Regions from separate parts of the Mus musculus genome. Here all the other regions are linked to region 2. A link is a loop called in an ENCODE intact Hi-C map of the cell type or tissue named here. Cell type or tissue: heart. All regions are shown on one strand.

Region 1 (8,000 bases), 50 kb after region 2:
GAGGCTCATGGAGTACAGGTCCGGGAGGCGATAAATGAAGAAGGTGAGACTCCAAAAGACACCCTGGCGCACAGCTCACACTCAGGAAACAGAGGTCCTTGGCCTTTGCCTGTGCTCTAAATGTGTGTGTAAAAAAAAAAAAAAAAAAAAAAAAGGTTTGTTTGTCGTGTGTCTCTTGCCCCACTTACGTGGTTTGTGTATTTTTTCCAGAAGTAACACAAGGGTTTCTGGGGTGACTGGGAACAGATGTCTCTTCGTTTATATAGGACACCAGGTCTCTCCACTCCCCTTATCCGAATTTAAAGTGATCCTAAGGATTCAGTCAGCACTCCTAGGGCTGGGGCCCCATTACAAGAGGGAGTGAAACGGAGAAGAGGATGGGCTGGCAAGCTTCTGTTCCCGTGATAATAAGCTCATGCCACAGTAATCAGGGAGGAATCCCGAAACTCTGAGCTAGGAAATGCCTTTAGATGCTGCAGAAGAGCCAGTTCCTCCAAAGGGAAACTGTGTGACCCAAGGATGGCCTCATACTAAGACCAGCCTGGAGCACTTAGCATAATAGCTGTGCTGTCTTTAGGGTCAACTGTGTTCAGTTCCAAAGAAAGCACTCATTGCAACTCAACCAAGACCAGGCTCCAGAACTTCTGAAAATATCTAAAGTTTAAAACTTTAAGCTAGTGAATTCCTATCAAGACAGCAAACACATCAGTGGTAGCCTGAGACTCTTGGGGGTGGGGGTGGAAGAAAGATGATTTAACTAGGTGAGTGGGTCAGAATTTGTGTGTATGGGCCTTCTTGCTTTGGTAGGACTGGGAATTGAGTGTGGGGTACAACGGAAGACTTTTAGTACCACAAAACTATTCCATATGATACTGTAATGGTATCTGCATAACAATATATGTTTATCAAAACCTAGAAAGCCTTAATACACAAAAAATGAATATTATACACACACACACACACATTGTTCAACAGGCCAAGAGATCCCAAAATAAAATGTAGATCGTGGGAAAAGTATGGGAACAGCCTCACTGAATGGTGGGAAAGAAAGGAGCCCTGGCTTCTGTCAGCCTGGGGCTGAGTGACAGCCTTAGGTGAGAGGCAGAAGGAAGTACACAGAAGCACATTTCTCCACAACCACGGCTCACTCTACTGGAATCAAACAGGAAGTGGATGCTGGGCACAGGAAGCAGATCTCTCACTGTTGATTCTGCAGCCTTCGAGTGTTTTCAACAAGGAGAATCCACCCAAATGATACTCGAGGAAGAAGACTGGAATCGGAGTCAGTGTAAGTTCATGTTAGCAGAATAGAAACAGATGTGAATAAAGACAGCAACATTTGCCACTGCTCATAAAGGCTACAATGAAAATACATACATATTTCTTTGCACCATCAGCTGAAAGCATCAGCAAAGATGTCTGAAGAGCAACAATGCTTACCCACAGAGCCTCACCTCAAAAGCCATTCTCCAATAACACAGGGCCAAAAGTATTCTGAGAAATAGCTGGGTCTAGGACTGATACAGACAGTGTACATGGTGAGTCTAAAGTATCTTAGAGTGCCACAAAGTGGGGGTTGGTTTTGAAATGTATTTCTTTTTATTTTATGTGTGTGGATGCTTTGGTTACTTGTGACTATGCCGAGGTCAGGAAAGGGTTACAGCCCATGTGAGCCGCTATGTGGGTGCTGGGAATCGAACCTGGAGCAGCCATGCTTCTTAACTGTCTAGTTATGTCTCTAGTCCCAAAGAGATTTTTGAAAAGTGTTTTTTAAGACTTGCAAAGATAGGTACCTCGAAATGAAAACGGGGATCAGTCCGAAGAGCTCCCAATATGCCAGAAACAATCTGAACAGCAAAGCAGACTCTGTTATAGTCCAAACTGTAACGTGAGTATCCATGAGACTATTCTAATATATTTACTAAATAAGTGAATTATTAAATAAAGAAAGAAAGAAAGAAAGAAAGAAAGAAAGAAAGAAAGAAATAGGAGAAAACAAGTTTCTGCTTAAAAGAATTCAAAATCACCAGGCATGGTGATACATGCCTTTAATCCCAGCACTTGGGAGGCAGAGGCAGGCAAATTTCTGAGTTCAGGGCCAGCCTGGTCTACAGAGTGAGTTTCAGGACAGCCAGGACTATACAGAGAAACAATTCACAGAGGTACTGTGCTATCCGGGACACAAAGTAAAACCCCTCGTGTACTTTGTAACTTCTTTCCAAAGACTGCAGCACAAAGGAAAGTAAGCAGGAGTGTCAGCTGCCATGGTAACCAGCCCTGTTGACAGCACACCATCAGTATGATGTCCCAAACGTGGAACTTTATCTCCATGGTCTTCCTCCTCAACTCCAGGCTACTTACTCCAGGCTAACTGTGAGTAAGGCTTAGAACAACTATCCCAACTGGGGGCCGCTCCAAACATATCCTGACCAGGATTATTTCAGACTGTCAAAGTCATCAAAAATAAAGCCTGAGAACTCTTGGCAGCTATGGGGAATATGGAAATAAAAATATTTGGGAATTAAAAATATGTGACACCTAGACCAAAAAAAAAAAAAAAAAAAGCTAAAGGAATATGAATAAAAATCTTGTGTTGGGTTTTTTCTTATCTGTGTGATTAAAGAGCTCAGAGAAACAATCTAAGGAGAAGAGGTTCAGGGATCCTGAGTTTTCAGTCCATGGACCACCATTGATTCTGAACACTAACAAAGTGGAGGTGTGAGGCACAGCGTGAGAAGGAGCAGAGAGGTAAAAGGGACCTGGGGCCAGGTATAGCGTTCAGCCAGTGAGTCTACGAAGGATATTCCATGTTCAAATCACACAACAGAGTCGGACTTTAGCTGATAATGCTATCAGGGCCAGTGAGAGTAAGAAAGTGCTTCCTGTCAAGTCTGACGACCTGCGTTTGAGCCCTGAGATCCACATGGTAGAAGGAGAAAACTGACTCCTACAAGTTGTCCTCCGACCTCCACACATACACAAAGATGCATACACACACACACACACACTAAAAATCAGTTATAGGTGAGCACAGTAACACAAATATTTAATCCCAACACTTAAGAGGCAGAGGCAGTGGATCTTTGAGCTCAAGGCCAGTGTGGTGTATAGAGCGAGTTCCAGGATGTCCAGGGCAAAGCAGAGAAACCCTTTCTCAAACAAACAAACAAACAAACATCAATACTAGTAATTGACAGACATGCTATCCTAATGTAAGATGCTAACACCAGGGGAAACACAACATGCAGTATGTGAGAACTCTCTGTGCCATGCTGACTTTCCATAAATTAAAAATTATCCTAAAATTAAAAGTTTACTTACAAGTGCATTAAATTCAACATTGCATAAAAGCTCAAATGCAGCTTTTATGCTGAAGCCCCTCGCTGAAGCACATTTTTTTGTTGAAGTAACTGCTAAGTGACCACCGTTTTTGCAAAAGCGTCTGTTACACGTGATTTCTTGTTCAAACAGAACCCACTGTGTCCACATTCAGCAAACCAAAGCAAACTTCAGATGTGAGCCACAACCGGCAAGCCGCCCGTTACCCTCAATGTGATAGTACTATTCAAATCTTTCCATTCCATGACACACAATATTCCCTTTGGTCAGGGGAAGGAAAGATCTCTAAGTTGATTCTTCACTGGCTCAAAAAGTTTCCAAATGAGTGTCTCTGGGGAGATGTCAGAAACTTGCACTGGGGGAGAGCAGGAAGGAGATTGCTGGGCTAAGCCTTGAAGAAAAAAAAAAAAAAAAAAAGGAAGGAAAAGGCTTGGGCTTCCCCAGACAGGCTGAGTTATATGGGAACATTGCCAGAAAACTTAATGTTCTGAGAGGCAGGAAAGCCAGTGCCTTAATTTTACCACACTCACAAGCCCTAGGGTCCTGAGGATTGGTCTTTCCAAACAGACAGGATCTCAAAGGGCATAAGTCTCTGTCTTCTCACCATCCCTGGTCTGAGGAGGTAACAGAAAGTTCTGAAGAACACGAGGCCCCTGGTGTCACCCTGATGACCTCTGAGATGGGGTTCACACACCCAGCTCGTAAAGACAATAGCATCAGGTTGGCTACAGCAGGAAGCTCCCTTGTTACTGCTAAGGCCTCCACCTTTGCAGAGATCAACCAGGGGTGACATGGAGACAATGCCAAATTAAGGCTCCCTACTTCTCTCTATACTAGGGCAGCAGAGCAGGAGGTAATTGGGGGACAGAAAGACATAGTACAATTTTCTGACTTTTGAGACTCCGTTTACAGACTTGTGGATTCTCCACTTTGCCTGTGGGGTTACTCCAACTCATCCTTCAAGGTCTCATTCAAACCATAAATCTTTCAGATCTCCCAGCGTCCAATTCTAAGATGATAATTAGCTTCTCACAAGTGTTTCATAAGTAATATTTTCATACATAAAACTCAAATGTATTTTAAAGTTCTAGGACTTGAACACAAATTATTCTTCTATCTTCATTAAAGACTTCCCACATCCCATAGCCCCATGTCTACTGCTTTGTACATGTACTTAATGTTAGGTTAAGATTGACGGAGATGACATGGAAATAAGCAAAAGAAGATCCCTGTAGAGAGAGCTCCAGAGGTTAAAATCCCGTTTCCCAATTGGTTCTTGATTTGTCAATAAAGAAGGTCAGGGGCCAATTGCTAGGCTCAAGGTATAGGTGGGACTTCCAGGTCTGAGGAGGAAAAGGAGCCCAGAGAGAGGCTTTTCTGCCATGCTTTGGAGGAAGCAGGTCGCAGCAATTATGTAAGGCCTCGGGGAGAGTTAGGGCCTGCAGCCTCCACTACGGCAAGTGGCCAAACATGCTTGACAGGGGCTAATTGGAACCAGTCATTAAGTTTAGGGCGGGAAGGATAGAGTGAGATAATAAACTGCTAAGGTCATGCATTTCCAGGCAGGAGATATTTGCGCCCAGCAATTGTGTCTAGTGGGCAAGTTATAAAGTAAAAGAGCTGTCTGTGTGTCTTCTGTCCTCAGATTCAAGGGTCTCAGGTGGAAGTTGGTGTAGAGACGCCCCTGAGCAGAGGCAGGTAGAGAGAGGCTGGGTTGGGGCTTGTGGCAGCCCATCCCTGAGCTAAGCCAAGTGGAAAAAAAAGGGAGCTGGGAGGGGCTGGTAGTGCAGCAAATGCAGTAGAGTGTTTCTAAAACGACATGCTACAGATTCCCTCTGCAGAAGCAGACTGTCATTTAATCAGAGCAATGAAGGGCAGCTATCTCTTCATGAAAGTGGAGACTGTAGGCCATGATGCAGGGTGATGAGAGGGCAGAGAGAGAACTTTGGGGTTGGAGGATTCCATCTGCAGGTTTGTTTCCCTGAAGCCTCAATGTTGTAAATACCAATGGAGGTTGGTATGCTGATCTTTTTTATCAGGAGTTTCCCGGAGTTTCCTGGATGGTCCGCAGGTGTTATCAGCCAAATCAACTCTCCCTTCTGGAGTTTCTCAGCCCACCAACAAGATCTGTAGGTCATTAGCCCTTTACTTAATATCTGACTTTCATTGGCTATTGTGATCCCTCTGAAATTTGTAAAAGGCACAATTTATGGATTACAAATAACATTTATATTTAAGTAAGTATTTCAATACGTATTTACTTTAAATATAAATCAGAGTTTACTTTTCTGGCTATCCACTCAAACAGCCAGGAGGTTGTCATAGTTATCATGGTCTGCCTACCTGTGACAAGTCTCAGTTTAAGGTAAGAAGAAATGGGTTTGCTTCCTTCCTCTCACCAACAGGGTTATGCGTGTCCTTGTCCAATTTTGCCTGTTTTGACTCTGGCTTTCAACAACTCAGATCCCAGCTGACTGATGCTTCTGGCTTTAGTGGAGAGAAGCTGTGGTTTCAAAGCCTTTGGAAAATGACTCCTGGGCAGAGAAACACAGCGGACTCTGCCCTGTAGCCTTAGCTCAGCACTGGCTTTCTTCATGTCTGTTGGTCATGTATTTGCCTGTTGTCATACTAGTTTATACCTGACACCCTGACACTCCTCTTGGGAAAACACAGAATATATTCTTAACTGAATCCTTAGCAATTGGAAACCCAGGATGCCACAAGTAATGATGTAATGATTGGGTGGGGGGAGAGTTTAATTAGGATGGTATATTAACATGAATAGTGCTTGCTGGTTCTGTGAGCAGCCTGCCCTGATGAGTTTAGTACAAGTGTTCATTTACTCAACAGACGCTTCTGAACACCGACCATGTGCAGAGGACTTTTCTGAGCACGAGGATCTACTCTGACCTAGGGTCTCCTTCATTTTTCTCTTTCTTCCTCATTGCTTTACTCCAGAAGCCCCAGCCCCTGCCAATCACTTCCAGTAGGTTTTCCGTCTTAAGGGATGGAGATGGTGAAACTCGGCCTCCAGATCCCACAGCAAAGCAGGTTTGTAAGTCCAGCATTTCTCCTGCCAATGTGCCGACCTCTCATACGTACATGCCGATCCCAACGGTCCTCTTCACTGCATCGTTTTACCAAAGACCCACCTCCTAACACTACACACTGGACGGAGACTAGAAAAGACATGTGGCTAATAGGTCAAAATGTGCCATCAGGACAAGATTATCAAAATAAGATGGAGGAAGAAACACCAACATAGAGAAGAGAGTTAGAAACTCAGAGGGGATGCTGGGTGTGGTAGCCCATGCCTTCTTTGATCCCAGCACTTGGGACGCAGAAGCAGGCTAATCTCTGAGTTGGAGGCTAGTTTGGTCTACAAAATGAGTTTCAGAACAGCCAGGCCTGTTACACAGAGAAACATTGTCTTAAAAAAAAAAAAAACAACAACAACAACAACAACAAAGAAACTCAGAGGAGAGAAGTAACTGGGACTAGTAGGGTCATGTCTAAAAAACAGAACAGATTGCTTCCCTAACAGGAGCAAGGGCTGGGTTTTATCCCCAACACCACAAAAACAATAGATTAAAAAAATAATAAAATCCTTAAACAAAACAAAACTACTGCCATTGCTTCTTGTAACAAAACTCAAACCCAAATGTAAATGCAAAAGCAATTCTTTAAGATGAATTTAGGGTTCCCTACATCATCTAAACACTGAGAAAAAAATTAAAATTTAATAACGAAACTATCTTGAAAAATGACAAATTTTAAAATTTGTCTCCCACTTGCACCCGTGCAGCAACCCCTCAGTTTGCTCTTTGTGGCACTTACCTAATTTGAAAAGACGTACATATGAGATCACTGCTTAACATCTTATTCCTCTCCTAGATGTGCCCATGAGAGCTATGTTGATCATCACTAAATACCAAACCCTACAAAGAACCTGTTCATCATAACACAGTCAGTAAGCACTAGCTGAAAGGAAGCTACACCCTTGTTTCCAGTTCCTTCCTCAAGTCATTTTCAACATCTCCAGGCCCACTACTTTATCTTACTATTGTGAAGAGTGGCTTAGTTCAACTTCAAGTATACAAGAGGAGGATGTCTTTCATGTAGAACCACCACCTTTGGTAATTACTCAGGATATGTATATGAAGTGGCATAGCAAGAAATGCTTTTAGAGCTCCAAACACCAAAGGCATGGAATTACCTGAAATGATTGTGCTGGGGAGAGATGAGAGAACTGAGCTTTAGAATTTTTACACCTATCAGCCATTTCTCAAGAAGTAGGCACTTGTGACCCCTGTGTGCACAAGTAAAGAATGTTCTACCTTCCTGAAGCCTATTTGCTCACAACGTGATGGCCAAGTCTAGGCAGGCAAATGCTACCGGAAACCTATATGGAAACTGTGGCTATCTGAGGCGGTATGGGTGTAACACAAGTCTGTGATAGGGAGCCTTTTAATTAGTATAATATCCTTGCGATCTTTGTGTGTGTGGAAGTTTGAAGGAGAACATGCTTGAAGCCACACATGCCTACACAGTGAACTTTAAGAGCCACCCTGTCTTGAAAACAACAAACCAGGGGCTGGAGAGATGGCTCAGCAGTTAAGAGCAACTGACCGTTCTTCCAGAAGGTCCTGAGTTCAAATCCC
Region 2 (8,000 bases):
AAAAATAAGTAATCCAAATGTCTGCCAGCTGGTGACTGTATACAAATTGTTTTACAATTTTACAATGGCATTATTCTCAGCAATACAAAAGGAATACACTAGGGATAGGTGCAATAGCATAGACACATCTCACAAGCACTGTGCAAAGTGAAAGAAGCCAGACTCAAAAGGCCACAAACTGAATGACTTTACTCTATTATCAAAAAGGCAATATTAGGAGCACGAATCAGTGCACAGGGGTCATAGGCTGATGAGGAGGATCTACAAAGGACGTTTGGAGATGATAGCAATATTCTTATCCTGACTGTGGGGATGGCTAGACGACCATATACACATTTATCAAAATCCATACAGCTGTACATCTAAAAGTAAAAGTTCAGTAAAGAAACTACATGGAAAAGGATGGAATCTGAGCAGAATGGTATAATCCCAACACCTATGGCAGAGGCAGAAAGACCACTCCAAGGCTGAGGTTAACCTGCTCTATATAACAAGTTTCAGGCCAGCTATAGCTAAAGAGTGAGACTTTGTCTCAAAACAAACAAACAAAATCGTGGGCAGGGGGTGTGGATTATATAAACAAGGACACTTCTTATACATTAATGGAAGTAAAAATCTGCCACTTCTGATGCTTGCAATAGATACTATCTATCAAAGAAGTTTAGTGTAGAAATTTAACCTCTCAAAATACTCTTGAAGACCTGAAAAGGTACAAGGATAGGGTGTTCAGTATAACAGGCTGAAAACAGCTATAGGTCCATCATCTGGTTCTGGCCATATAAATTCTATGATAGATAGATAGATAGATAGATAGATAGATAGATAGATAGATAGATAGATAGAGATCATAAAACCATGTAGACATGAACAGACTGAATTATACCTATGAATCTCATCACAAGCTATCTTCTGAGTACTTCATTATATGGAGGATAAGTGGGAACTGTAAATGCACTGTTTTTACTTGGTAAAACATGCACGTCTCTGGACAGGTATACAAGGCTAGCCACTGCCAGGAGTAGCTCTTGAGAAATGGTCCTGGAGTTGTAAGTGGGAATGTGCCAGGGTTCCCAAGAACACCCCAGGTTTGACCATTCACTAAAGGGGCTTATAGGATTCAGCATATGGTTATACACGTGGCTATAATTTGCTACAGCAGAAAGGTATGAAGTAAAATCTATTGAACTGAGCCTGACAGAAACCAGGCACAAGGTTCCCCTAGCAAACATCTGTAACAGTGCATATAAAACATCTACCAGGTAGACTCACTAACAACCCAATACCCAGGGCTGTCACTGGGGGCTGTCCATCCAGCCCATGCCAGGCTCCCACAAGGTACACAGGGATCCAAAACAAACAGACTGAACACTCAATCCAGGTAGAAAAAGCCATCCCTTTTCTGAAATCCAATCTCCAAGATACTTAGTCAAGGCTTACCTGTGCAAGAAGGCTCATCTGAGGATGGCAGTCTCTGACCTCATTGTCTCCTTTCTACACAGACCAACCAATGCTTATACATGCCTTTCTCTTTCTTATTTCCCTCCGTCCTTTTCTCTCCATCCTTAATTACCTAAGCAATTTAAAACTCTTAATAGAAATTTCTGAAAAATCCAAAGGTTTTGAAATAATGAGGAAAGTCCAGAGGGCTGCCAGTGTGAGTCACGTGGCAATGAGCAAGGCAGTTGAACAATGGCTAAACGGGGAGCCGTGCTTTAGTGGTCTGCTGTGGACTTTGCTGACTGCCTACTCTATTGTCCAGCAGACACTGGCCAGTCCAAATAATCCAAGCAGCCACATCTGATTCTCATTCATCCAGGCTTTCCAGAACAATGCCATGCTTTCTATACCATCAGGCGGAACTGTCAGACCTTATTTTGGATGGATTCCAAGGTTTAAGAGGGCATCAGTACTGTCCCTTTAGGCATCATTGGTATTGAGAATCAGAGTAAAAAGGAATGATCCTCTAGGAAGGCATGGTGAGGCTTCCAGCTGTACTTGGTGATTTCATCACGGGCAAGCATATTTAAGCAGCCAACTTTTCACGCTTCGGCCAGAGCACCAGAGCAATTAGGTAAGCAAGAGCTCCAAGCTTTATCGGTTAGAATTACCTTCCTTTCAAGAGTATAATAGCTATAACTGATAACTCAGAAGGACTATATAAGGGTTCCTTACTTTTTTTTTGGAGTATATTTTTTGTATCCATTTTGTTGAAAGGAAGGCAAAGGTGTTAGAAGAAGGTTCCTGGACCTTAATTCCTAGACCTGAGATACCAGATATGTTCTCTCCTTGATAGTCATCTTGTTTTGTTTGTTTTGTTTTGTTTTGTTTTGAAACAGAATCTCTAAGCCAGGCTGGCCTTAAACCCCGTATGTAGTTAAGAATGACACTGAATTTCTGATTATTCTGCTTCCATCTCCCGTGCTGGGATGACAAGCCTATACCACCACACCCACTTGAGAAGGTTTTGAGGTCTGAGCCCAGGGCATGCTAGGCAAGCAGTCTACCAACTGAGTTACACTCTGAACCCCGAGGAATGTCCCCTGAAAGCAACAGTTAACAAACCAATAGAAGAGATGAGAATGTCTTCTACCACATTTGCCCACACCTAAGAAGAGAAGATGTGATCAGTCTTATGTCTTGGAGACTTTATCTAATCTAGACTATAACTAAGAAAGTGGTACCCTACTGCTGTTCTCTATAGCCTAGATAAGGAAAGCAGTGTATGAACATGATGGGGATGGAGCCAACGGTGTGGAACGAAAAGGACCTGTCAGTGCATCTCCAGCATGGCCTGAGGGAGTTGCCGTGAGGATGCTGAGAATCAAACCTAAATTCTCTGGAAGAGCGGCAGTGCCCTTAACTGCTGCGTCTCCTCTCCATCCCTGACCACATCAATTGTTCTATAAAGCTGATACCGAGCTGGCCGTTGTTAATAATAAAATGGTCACTACAACTTATATGGCTGTCTTTCAAATGTAGGTTTCAGGGCATTCTCTTTCTGTCTGTTCCCAAAGGGCAGCAGACAGTCTGTCCCTCTAAAGCCCCAAGGCCAGGAAATGACAGCACAGGGATGACATGGATGACAGGGAGCTCGACCTCTGTGCTTCTTGCTCACGCTGGCGTGCCTGTGTCTTCATTTACTTGGGCTCACAGACGTAGGAAGGGTGCCAGACCAGGAAGTCCACTTGGGAGGGCCAACAGACACAAAAGTGATTTCTCCTTTATTCTTTCCTTTGGAACGAAGATAATGTTCTCAGTGGAAGGAAATGAGTCTCCACCTTAGCAAAGACTCAAGATAACCACGTCTGAGGGAATCACAGATTCTGATACTCAGAAATGAGTGCCAAAATAGTTGGGATTCTTTATAGAGACTCCTAAGGGGCCAACGACTATAAGAAACATGCATGAGTAGAAGAGGAGAATTGTATTGCACCTTCTGGGAATATCTGTTACCTAGAACTGACATTTAGGATGACAAATTGGGAGTGCCACCCTTAAGGCTGGGACAGTGAGCAAAGACAATACTTGGATGTCAAAGGCAGAACTGGACCCCACCCTTTCCCATTCTCCCGGGACTGAGTCGGGCGGGGTGGCTGCCCCTCCGAGCTTTATATGGTGCTGCTCCAGCACTGGCAGTGATTATAACTCCAACTCCTCTCATGACTGGGGCTTTTGTTTTACCTCTTCAGACTATGCATTCCTAAACTCCATTTTTCTACAGACGCGGTCAGCTCGCTTCATCCGCTTCTATTCGCATCCAAGTTGCTCACATAAATATCACCCACTAGCTTGTGTTGCTAAATTCAGTGAGTACATTTCAGCACTTAATTTGATACCATTGACTCTTTATACTTAAACCTTTTTTCTTAGCGGGCTTCCATGATACCAGACTATTCTGACAAGCCTCCTACTTCTCCAGTCTCTGCTTGCTGGTTCTCTGTTTGATACCCATTAATGGCAGTCCTAGAGAATTCCATGCTGGGACCCTGGTTCATCCCATTGTATAAACATGACCCAGACTGAGTGGTGATGGCTATTCAATCTCTATGGGGTAACTTGATGTCAATGACTACAACTTCCTAGTCTCAATGGCCTTGACCCCTGGTAAACTAGCCCAGGCTAGTTTCCTGAGCTGTGGATTCATAATACCACCACCACCACCACCACCACCACCACCCAAACACACATATATGCCTCGGTGTTCTACAGGCAAGCTTGAATGTCTGAATGTAGCTTTCGCCCCTCTAAATCTTTCTTACAGAATGTAGTCATCAAAATCTATTACATCTATATATTTCTAGTGCCCATCTTTTTCCTCAAACCTCCAATTCCTTTTTTTAAAATTTTTCTCACTAAATATTTCTTAAAACCAGTTTTCATTTCTTCTGTGAATTCCTACAGCAGCTTCTATAGAGGCTCTTCCAGTTCAATGCAATTCCTTTTCCAAATCATCTTTTTTTTTTTAAGCCATCATGGCAATTTAAAACTGCAAAGCTTCAAAATAAAACCCAAACTTTGTTTTGCTGAGACAGTCTCACCTGTAGTCCTGGAACTCACTATGCAGACCAGGTTGGACTTGAATTCACCAAGGGCCATCTCTCTGCCTCCTAATTGTTGGACTGAAAACATGAGTCATCACACCTTGCTAAATCCAGATTCTTTAATAATGATTTTAAGGCTATTCTAACCATCTAGCTATAGAAGTGAGGTAAATTTAACATGTTAGGCTCTGAAACTAGGCTCTTTTTTCCATATATATATATATAATATATATGTGTGTGTCTGTCTGTATATGGTGAAATATATATATGTAAATACATACTATATGTATGTATATATATGTATATACACATATATGTATGTATGTGTGTGTATATATATATGTATATATATATATACACACATATATATATATTGTGGAGTGTATATGTACACACACACACACACACACATATGTGTGTGTTTTGTAAAAATCATTCCTGCTCTATCTTCTGTCTGAAACATTCTCTCCCCACCCCCTCTTTTTAAAATCTGTCTCAATGAGGATACTGAGACTGGGAAAGTTGCTTATGTGTAAATGGTTCTAAGAGGCCCTTATTTGTTGGCCTCTCAGAGTATCCTCCTACAGTGCTACAGTGACCCTGAACCAGCACTAGTCTCTTTTGGAGGCTGGACACCTTGAGAGTCTGCCCAGTGCCCAACAAAGGGTCTGGCCAGCATCAGTGTCCCATTGTCAGGAGGATAAATGAAGGGATAAGGCTGGTTTGGACTTTTTTAGTGTGCGATGTTTATCATAGAAAAGGGAGAAAGATTGTTTTGAGCATCCCAAATATATTTTAACTTCTCCACTCTGAGGTTCTATTTTTAGTGAGCTGCCATGCAAGCCAAAACTTCATTTGTGCATTTTATTGGCTGCAGGGGCTCAGATGTTTGAGCAGTAAATCCCAAACCTGGATCCCAAGGCTTAGTCATCTACTCCACCGGAGATGTTGTTGTTCAATGAATTACCGACAATAGACTCAATGCCATGTGTGCGACGGAGGGAACCGCCCCTGTAGCTGGTCACTCCTTGGCAAGCATGGCTAGTTCTGCTCCAGCTCTGAACAGTCAGTCATCTGGTTGAAGACATTTTGGGTAGCAATGTACCATCTCCTATGTATGCCTACATGCTGGACTGACTCCCAACTCTCCCTTCTCTTACCAGCGAGTTACTTGATCTTTCTACATCTTTATTTTTATACTAAAAGATTAAAGCCACTCCTTACTTTTTGATAGGTTGATATGAAGACAGAAGAAGCTTTATATAAAAAGAGGTGGTTACAGAGAACCTGTGCAACCCTGTTGACTGTGGTCCTCCATTCAGGAGACACTCTGTCTGCCGTCCAGATACATTCTGGCTTTTGTGCTTCTCCCTTGTCCTTTCAGCTTGGAATCCCCACGAGCACCTCAAGCCCAGCTCACACAAGACTCAGGCTTGTTCCTACCAAGTCTGCTCCTCCATGAGCCTCCCATTCCTCATCCAGCTACTGAGACCAAGGAGAGCGCCTCCCTCCCCCACCCCTCCCTGCCCCCCCCCCCCACCTCCAGAGCCCCACAACTTGCTCACTCAGTGGACGCTGCTGCATCGTCCTTTGCCACATCCGGGGTTCTAGTTGCCAACGGTGTCAGTGCTGTGGATCCCTCCTCATCATTCTGCTGCTTCCTTTTCCAACCACGGCCCCCTCCCAGGGCGAGCCCATAATGGATTCCCTGCACTCACTCTTGCCTCTCAACAGCCTGATTTCCAGTTGCAGATGAAGTAACCCTTCCCAAGTGTCTATCTGTCCCCACGTAACCCATTAACTTCTCAGAACACAGCATAGCTCCCCACTGCTCTTATAAAAACAGAACAAGGCGCTCAATACAGCCATGGGTCTATGTTTGACCCACCCCAGGCTCCAGCCTTCATCATCGTTACCCCGAATCCTTCACTGTCACCTCTCAGGCCTTGAATCACCAAGTTGTCTTTGTCAATGTGTTGTCTCAGCCTGGAATATCATCTCCCAATCTCTTTACTTAACTGTTGTCTACTCTTCCCTCAAGATTCAAGCTGAAAATTGCCCCCTGGAGCACTCTTCAGATATTCTGTCTCTAAACCCCATACAACACTCTAAACTTCTTCACAGAGAATAGGTTATTCTAATACTTTCCCCTGGGTAGATGTATCACTGAAGCAATCTGATGTACAATAGGTTCATCAAGCAAGAACTTTAGAAAACCACCAACTCTAGGGTCCCACTCAAAATAATGGAATCAGACTGAGACTAAGGCCTGGCCTTTAGTATTTTTTAATAACTCCCTGGGGTATTGAATATGCAGCCACAACTGGGAATCGCTTGTCAAAATGGGAAACTGAGGAAACAGAAACAAGTCCAGGGGATGACCCAGATGTAGGTCAGAAGTAAAGCCCTTGTCTGGCATGTGCACGGTCCTGAGTTCGATCCTCACTGCCTAGAGAATCGTGACTGTTTATCCTGCTCTCTCCCAGGGCCAAGCATACAGCAGCAGTGCTTGGAGCCGCCCGCTGTGTTCCCTGTTGCTGTCATCACTGATTCAGCTGCTATCAAGATTAGAATGCCTGATGGCTTTCTTTGTACATTTTTTAATCTCTGTGATTCCTTACTAAAAAAGTCAAACTAGTTAAAATGGTAGCAACCAAATCACTTCCTTTCTTATATTTTATTTTTATTTTATGTGTATGGGTGTTTTGCCTGCATGTGTATCTGTGTACCACATGTACCTTGACCCAGAGGACTTCAGTGGGTATCAGATCCCCTGGAACTGTAATTAAAGAAAAGTGTGAACAGTCATGTGGGTTCTGGGAACAGAATCCAGGTCCTGAGGAAGAGCAAGTGCTCTAAACTGCTGAACCATCTCTCCAGCCCCTCAAATCACTTTCTCAAATTCAACATTTCTATTGTCCTGTTAACACGGAGCTTTGACCTACGAACTGAGGTGAGACAGAATACAATATATTTAAAACACCAGTTCCTGCCATGTTAAATCCCTCTGCGTCTAGCTCTGTATTAGTAATATCAGAGACTTTGGTACTGGTGTTCTAATTTTCTAAGAACATGAAATAACTGGATTGGCCACCATTTTGTTCTTCTAATTCCACTCTTCCTATATATATCCCCCATCTTCAGTCTCATGAACTCCTTTATCAAACAAATGGGAACTCTTCTCCCTAACCCAGTTCAGAGTTCGGGATGGAGGTCCTTCGCTCATAGTTTGCCAGGTTCAGACCTATGTCAGAAGGTGAGCCCTAGAAAACCCTTCCTCTGAAGAGTCCTCTAAAGACGAAGTCCTAAAATCCAGTTCTCAGCCATCACCCTTCACCGAGCGTGTCTAAAGGCTTGGAAGAGCAGTGGCTGCCAGCTCCTCGGGGTTTCAGATTCAACAAGTCTGAGGTGAAGCCAAAGATTCCACATTTCTGACAAGTTTTCGGGTGATGATGGTGA
Region 3 (8,000 bases), 64 kb after region 2:
ACCATCACGGATCCTTCTCAAAGGGAGAATTTGGTGAAAATTACTTTATTTCCACTAATCTCCCCTCCCCAATAAAAAAAGAATCCATATTCTATTTATACCCCACGCAGGGACTATCACTCAAGACTGTGCACTCCTTGTCCCTCACAAGGCCTGCAATCCACTGTGAAGGTCAGGAAACCAGCAACAGGAGCCTTCTAATAGATTCACCCACTGTTTTTGTCTTTAACTTCTTTACATGGTGGTTTGCCTCAGCCAGGACTACCCAGCCAGACCAGTTTCTAATAAAGCCATCGGTTGTTTTTCTAGTTGTTTCCTTCTATTTCTTGCAGGGCGATTTGTTTTTCCAACCACTTCCTCATAGCCCTAAACAGTGAGGGCCCTGTGACAGTCCGGTGACAGTCCAGTGACGCATCTCTAACCATGGTCCTTCCTTGGTCCACTTCTCTTTTAATGGCCACAGTGGAGGCTCCACTAGAGGACCACTAGAGGACTACTCAGCCCAACATCACCTGTGCTTCGACAACCAAAGCCAGTGAATTAGCAAAATTACCATTATCTCTCCCTGGCGATTTCAACGGTTCTGCTTTCCTATAGATGGAGAACTAGGGTACACTATGCATGAAGCAGCCTCAGCTCACACCCAGTGTGGCATCACTGCTTAGCTGGTCCTGCCCGGCTGGTTTTTTGTTTTGTTTTGTTTTTCCAGAAAGTAGCTTTGGGAAAGGAGAGTGCTTGTAAATGTGCCACCTCTTGGGTAAACAAGCATTTGCCATTCTTTGTCATCCAAGACAAAGTAGAGGAAGGTGGAAAGTTAATGTCATTACAAAATACAGGAGTTCCTAGGAGGGAATGCAAAGGTGCCATTCTCCCATTGTTTCAAGTCTCCCGCAGTGGGCGGGGTGCAGGAAGACTTAGAATGTCGGGAAGGAAAGGGGCTGCCCTTTTCAGTAAAGCAGGTCTACTGGGCTTTGCTGTGGAGCTGCTATCTCTGCTTCAGGCTGCGACACATTATCACACCATCTTGAGGAAGCAGACACTGGCCTCCTGAACTCTGCTAAGGAGCTATCAGATGGCTGCAGCTCCAGCCTGACAGCCCAGCAAAACCCAGACTCATTCAGTCAGTTAAGTTACACTGCTGGTCAAATAACTTTGAAAAAAACCCTCCAGGTGAGCCAGGTGTGGATAATCTTACCATGTGGGAACTAAAGGCAGGAGGGTCCGCATCAGCTACCTAGTGAGTTCCAGACCAGCCTAGACCACATGAGACCCTGGCTGAAAACCAAACCAAACAAAAAAACAAAAGCAAAATGTCACCGGTTTAGGGAGAGTAAGGCAGGGACACTGAGTTTGAACTTGCTTGTTACTAGTAATGGGCTACATAGAAAAAGCCTTTAAAATGTCTCCAGTTAGGGGGAGCTAAGTCATTTTCCAGAGATAACGTTCAGCATCCACAGTATGTTTTCTGTAGACTGCCAGTAGGAACACAACCTTAAGTGCTACAATTACAATATACGTTTTTTTTAAAAAAAAAAAAAAAAAAGATTGAGAATTCAAGCAATAAGAAATAAATTCAGCCCTAAACCTTACAAGACTATTAGTCTTACATTCTCAAACTAGATTGGTCCAAATGACAAACTAACATAAAGATTTGGGGGGTGGGGTGGAAATTGAAGGAACTTAAATTTGCACGGAATGTCTAGGTGACTATTCTGGTGTTCGTATAACTGCCATTTTAAATGTGAAAGTTTCAGCTTGGCACTAGCTTTATCATCGGCCTGCTAGGGATAACCACATAAGTATTAGCATCAGTTTTAGAACCTCTACCAAAAATCTACCTGTGGTGGTTTGAATATGGTTTGCTCAGGGAGTGGCACTATTTGGAGGTGTTGCCTTGTTGGAGGAAGTTTGTCACTGTGGGGGTGGGCTTTGAGACCCTCCTCCTAAGTTGTCTTCTGTTGGCCTTCAGATGAAGATGTAAAACTCTCACCTCCTCCTGCACCATGCCTGCCTGGACACTGCCATGCTCTTTTGATGATAATGAACTGAACCTCTGAACCTGTAAGCCAGCCTCAATTAAATGTTGTCCTTATAAGGGTTGCCTTGGGGCTGGCGAGATGGCTCAGCGGTTAAGAGCGCTGACTGCTCTTCCGAAGGTTCAAATCCCAGCAACCACATGGTGGCTCACAACCATCCGTAATGAAATCTGATGCCCTCTTCTGGAGTATCTGAGGACAGCTACAGTGTACTTACATATAATAGATAAATAAATCTTTAAAAGAAAAAAAAAAAAGAGTTGCCTTGGTCATGGTGTCTGTTCACAGCAGTAAAACCCTAAGACAGAAGTTGTTATCAGGGATTGAGGCATTGCTGTGATAGGCCTCAATTATTATGCTTTTGTTTGGAGGAATGTGGATTTGGGGACCTTGTCTTTGGGAAGCCCTGAAATGAAGTGAGGCTTATTGGACCATCCTAGTAGGAATGTAGAAGACATTGGTGCCGAGGATGATTTGAACTGCACAGAACTGGAGATTTTAGTGAAGAATGTTAGTATGTGGCCTAGAGACTGTTTTTGTGATGCTTTGGTGAGGAATATAGCCACTTTGCGCCATTGTCCAAAGAGTCTGCCTGAGGCTAAAGAGAAGAGATTTAGTTTAGTTGCTTTGACAAAGGAAGTCTCAAAGCAGCCTGGTACGAATTCTGTTGTGTGGTTACTACAGCCCACTCGTATGAAGAGCATTTTGATGAAAAGGAGCACGCTTTGAAAGGTAAAGTACAAAATGTATAGTTCAGAGAATAAAAGGGCACCAGGAAGAAGAATGGCGCTGAACCCTATGTTCAAGGAGACAAACAGATTAAGGGAGTGGTGACCTGGAGGCAAGATCCCACCCTGCTGAGGTTATTGTTTATGCTTTTGCAGCCAAACAAGGGACTTGGTAGTTGTTTTCATTTGGACTTTTAATCTGAAATGAACCACAGTCCAGAAACAGAGAGCACAACTGTGATCCAGATTGTGAGGCTGGAAGACACAGGCTTTGGATCTGGATCTTGAGGAATAGTGCCCATGAAAAGCTTAGGCCCAGACATGGTGATATACATCTTTGATCCCAGGAGACAGAGACAAGCTGATCCCTGAGTTCAAGGCCAGCCTAGAACAGAGCCAGTTCCAAGTAGAGAAAAGCATCGGTCCAGACATGGTGATATAAGCCTGTAATCCCAGCATTCAGGAGACAGAGCCATGCAGATCTCTGAGTTCAAAGTCAAGCTACAAAGCAAGTTCCAGGATAGCCAAGCTTTGGGAGCGAAGGAGTAGAAAAACAGAAAGCTGGTAATAGAATAAGCGGGACCATGTTCCAGCTCCTGCAACCAGCAGAACTCGGCAGCTTCGGCCATGTGGCTCTGGCTTTAGAATCAAGAGTAGGAGACTACTGGGACAATTAATGATGTTGGTTAGCTGGAGCTAAGAAATTAGTGGTGATTAAGAGACCAGCATCACTGAGGTGAAATCTTCTGGGAAGGGTTTTCTGAGAGTAGAAAGAAGCTGTGTCCCAGAGATAGCCAAGGTTGTACCTCGTGCTACAGCTGGACTTGTGATGAGTAAGAATCACATGGTACAGGTTTTAAAGGCATGAAGGGGTCATGGAGAGCAGCTGAGGCTTGGCACTGTGAGAGGCCAGGGAAGACCACTGGTAAAAGTGCAGCCTCAGTTGCAGTTGATGGCCCAGGACTGAAGGGGTCATGCAAAGGAGCTGAGGCTTGGCACCATAAAGGGAGCCTATGAGAGGCTATTGGTGAAGCCTAGTTGCAGTGAGAAACCTCAGCATGTTAGAAATGCCAGTACCATGGGATGATCTCCAGGACGAGCAGCAGCAATGAGGTGGAGTCAACCAGACCCTGGAGTGCTACAGAGGGCAGGGCTGGAAATGTGACTCGAGACCTTTGGAAGGGCCAGACGATCATGTGTGGATCCCAGACATGGGAACAAGAGATATAAAGCTGAAGTTGCCTTGGATACCCTAAGATGTTAGAGATGCCAGAACTGTGGTATACGTGCTGAGAAAAGATGCTAACAGGGAGGAGAACCAGCCCAAGAGAAAGAAGTATGTTGCAGTCAACAAAGCATAAAGGAGTTGGAGATCTGAAGAACACTTTGACGCCAGACATGGAGTTTGGAGTTTCCCCAGCTGGTTTTTGGTCTTACTTTTCCTCACTGTGTCATTTTGGAATGGCAATATATATCCTGTGACTTTGCAGGTCTAGATCTGCTTTTTTGACTGATTTTATAGGGGATTAGAGTAAAGAGATTAGATGAGACTTTGAACTTTGGACTTTTAAACATTGTTGAGACTATGATAGACTATGGGGACTTTTGAAGTTGGACTAAATGTATTTTGGATTATGCTATGTTTAGGTATGGCCCCCATAGACTCATGTGTTTAAATAAGCCTATGGGGGCCAGGAAATGGAATGTGGTGGTTTGAATATGCTTGGCCCAGAGAGTGTCATTATTAGGAAGTGTGGCCTTGTTGGAGTAGATGTGGCCTTATTGGAGAATGTGTGTCACTGTGGGGGTAGGCTTTAAGACTCTCCTCCTATCTGTCTGAGGAGACAGTCTTCTCCTGTCTTGTTTTGGAACAAGATGTAGAACTGTCAGCTCCTCCGGTACCATGCCTGCCTAGATGCTGCCATGCTCCCACCATGATGATAATGGACTGAACCTCTGAACCTGTAAGCCAGCCCCAAATAAATATTTTCCCCTATAAGAGTTGCCTTCATCATAGTGTCTCTTCACAGCATTGAAACCCTAAGTAAGATACTACCATTTGCCTGTTTACATCTTACATTTTAAAAAGACTTTATTTTTAATTATGTATATATTTTGTGCATCTGTGCACATGTGCATGCAAATGCCCATGGTGTCCAGAAGAGGGCATTAGATCCCCTGGAGCTGGAATTATCGGTGCTCTTGAACTGCTGGTAGTGGGAGGTGGTACTCAAACTTTGATCTTCTGCAAGGTATTTTGTTTGCTTGTTTGTTTGTTTGTTTGTTTGTTGAGATAGAGTCTCACCTAGTACTTGCTATATAGACCAGGCTGGCCTTGAACTAACAGAGATCTACGTGCTTCTGCTAGGATTAAAATTGTGTGCCACCATGGCCAACTATATCTAACACTTTTTAAACTGTACAGGAATGCCTTTACTTTACCTTTGGTTGTAATTTTCCATGAGAGAAGTTATGTCAACGGATATTGAGAGCAGACGGCAGGGAGTTAGACATGAGGTAACCGAGGAGAATTCAGCTGCACCTCCTGATGAGCAGATGCCCCTGTGGTTAATCATCCTTGAAGCTGCAGGTGGATTCTTCCCACTAAGCCAGCAAAGGCCCTGGCAAACCGCCCCAATGTCCATGCATGAACAGTAATAAAGGTTTGAACCCTCTAAGCACCAGGCTTCATTACAATACTATTTGCGCTGTGGTTTTGAGCCTCTTTTGTGAACATTTCACAAGGATCAAGGGGGAAACACCTGAAAAGGAGATTCAATCCACTATGATTTGAGGGCAAAAAAAAAAAAAAAAGGTCATCTTACTTCCATGAATATGCCACCCACCTCAAGAATATTTATAAAATCTTAAAAATACATCAAGCAGAACTGAATGAGTTACCTTCCTAGGTCACCCCCATCCCTTGTATGTGTGTGTGTGTGTCCCTGGAGTGGTCTCCTTCCCCTTGCCTTGCCAAATAAACTAGCCGTGTCTCTTCTTTCCTCCAGAAGAAAAGAACAGAAGGGAAACCTTCACCTAGTAGTAATAACACTTGTGGAGTGAAATAAGAGAAGGCGTGTACTTGAAGGAATTGTAAATATTTATAATAGTGCAGATTATAAGCATTGCCTTTGCCAATAAACAGGAGATAGGAGTTAGCATAATCACACTCTCCGACTAAGCTCTGACACTAGCAATGCACTGCAAGTTGATGGATGAGTGAGGATCCTTTCCATGAATAAAGTGAGTAATGATTCAAATACTCTATGGTTTTTAAAAAACTGAACACATATAAATTATCTGCAAGGCATTCTTACCCAGCTTCCAAGCACAAGTAAGGACCTGGGAGTCATTTCCTGACCAGCCTCTCTCTCAGTCACCAAGAAGATGTTTTTCTGAGTACAAATAAGATTGAAACGCTCTGCTCTATTGATCATCCAGGTTTGTTAAGACAGACCTGCTCTTGATTAAACAAATATCTCCTTGTCTTCAAATAAACATAAAAACTCCACATATCCAAACCATGGACAATTCTGAAGGTCAGGAAATGCTATGAATAGCACATGTGAGCCCATTTCCAAATGTTAGGGCTCCATGTCTTAGCAAATAAATCTCAGAAATTGCCTAGAGTGCTCAGATGTATCACCACATAGTACTAACGGGATCTTTATCGATTTCTGAACCTGTGCTGGAGTGTAACTTACTGCAGAAACACTGCTAATAAACTTCACAGTTTGGGGGGGGCTTGGAAAAGCACAGCGTTTCAGTGCACACACTCCTGAAGAGCTGAGTTTGGCTCTTGACACCAAAGCTCACAGCTGCCTGGAATTCCAGTTTTAGGGGACCCAACACCCACTCATGCCTCTGCGGGCAGCGACATTCCTTTGGACAAACCCACACATATACAAACAGATATACACAAAATTCAGTGAAAATAAAATCGAGAGAGAGAAAGAGGAAGAAGAAGAGGAGGAGGAGGAGGGAGGGGAGGAGGAGGTAGAGGAAGAGGAGCTCTACGTTCTGGAAAGCACCTAGATCATAAGTTGTAGACTGGAACTACAAGTGAGCTGTTGCCTGGACAGACCTGTGTCTACAGAGAATGATGCCAATTTTAGCCTGGGAGAGGGAAAACTGCTCAAGACCTGGACCTTAGGGATGCTTATAAATTAGATACCCACAGTGAGGAATCTATTGAAAACCACCCATATCTAAAGGATACTTCCATAAGACAACACCTCCAGTTGTGAATATCGAGACCCAACAACTGAATGAATACTAAGTAAGGTCAGTCTCAAGAAAACCACACCAAGATATGGCAAGAGCCATGCTTTTAAAATTTAAAGACAAGTTGGGTATGGTGGCACACATCTATAATCTGCCACTCAGGTAGCAGAGGCAGGCAGATCTCTGTTCAAGGCCAGCCTGATCTCCATAGTGAGTTCCAGGACAACCGGGGCTATGTAGAGAGACCTCATCTCAAAAAAAAAAAAAAAAGACAAACAACAACAACAAAAAAAACAAAAGGAAGAAAAAAACAAGACAAAGATCATGTGGAACTGCAAAGCAAAGCAAAGCAGTATTACAGCAATTTGTTCTCAGAGCAGAAGTCGACTATTCAAAGACAAAAACTCAAAACACGGAAGGAACCCTGTGAGAAACGAGGGGGAAGGAAGACATCACCCGACTGAGGAATGGCAGACTCTGTCATCAGCGCCTGATCTGAAAGCAGAGCTATGGGATCTTGCTAAACAGAAAAGGAACTTGAGGGTTTAGGAAGAAGCTTCCAGATAAAGGGACCAGAGCCAAAAAGTCAAGGGAGAACGGGGGCTTTTACGTTTCCTCTTGAGCTTCTTAAATTCTGTTTGAAGAATGAAGAGAAAAAAACAACAACACTTTTTTTTTTTTGTCATGCCCTAAATGTATGTAAAGGACATATTTAAAGGAAATTACAGAGAGAACAAAGGTTCCAACTATCAGATATATTTCTGGACCCTAAAAATCAGACAAAAGAAGGTACATTGGAGGGTATTTGTTTCTGAATATCTGCCAAAACTTTAGGTAAAGACAATGGGAATTGTGACCTGTTTTCCTGGATATTTTTTATTTCCTCTCCCACCTCCAACACACAATCTTGGCAAAAAAGAAGTTCTGCCAGCCCAGGGCTGGCTATGGAAACCAGCAGCTTTCCGCCCAGAGAAGGCTGACTCACACCCAGAGTGGGAGGTGGAAGTCAGGC

What was found. Peaks named below come from ENCODE experiments on the same cell type or tissue, not always from the same donor. Only the 100,000 strongest peaks of a DNase experiment are listed, where the experiment ranks them.
Region 1: it touches region 2 in a loop (6-fold over the local background); 7 of 42 quality-filtered maps call a loop at or near these places.
Region 3: it touches region 2 in a loop (2.4-fold over the local background); 8 of 42 quality-filtered maps call a loop at or near these places.

The regions. Positions count from the first base shown.
Region 1 is chr19:40,643,430-40,651,429 of GRCm38, reverse strand. It overlaps a transcript of Entpd1 not described here. Among named protein-coding and RNA genes, the nearest start is that of Entpd1, 12 kb to the left of the region's middle. In heart, no CTCF peak of the experiment used is centred here; DNase peaks (open chromatin) are centred at 1,179 and 3,829; H3K27ac peaks cover 3,312 bases.
Region 2 is chr19:40,693,837-40,701,836 of GRCm38, reverse strand. The region is part of intron 1 of Entpd1 (ectonucleoside triphosphate diphosphohydrolase 1); the gene reads right to left. Among named protein-coding and RNA genes, the nearest start is that of Gm41846, 34 kb to the left of the region's middle. In heart, no CTCF peak of the experiment used is centred here; DNase peaks (open chromatin) are centred at 3,126 and 3,586.
Region 3 is chr19:40,630,258-40,638,257 of GRCm38, reverse strand. It overlaps a transcript of Entpd1 not described here. Among named protein-coding and RNA genes, the nearest start is that of Tctn3, 22 kb to the right of the region's middle. In heart, a CTCF peak has its summit at 4,916 (motif pointing right); DNase peaks (open chromatin) are centred at 407, 927, 7,477 and 7,957; H3K27ac peaks cover 931 bases.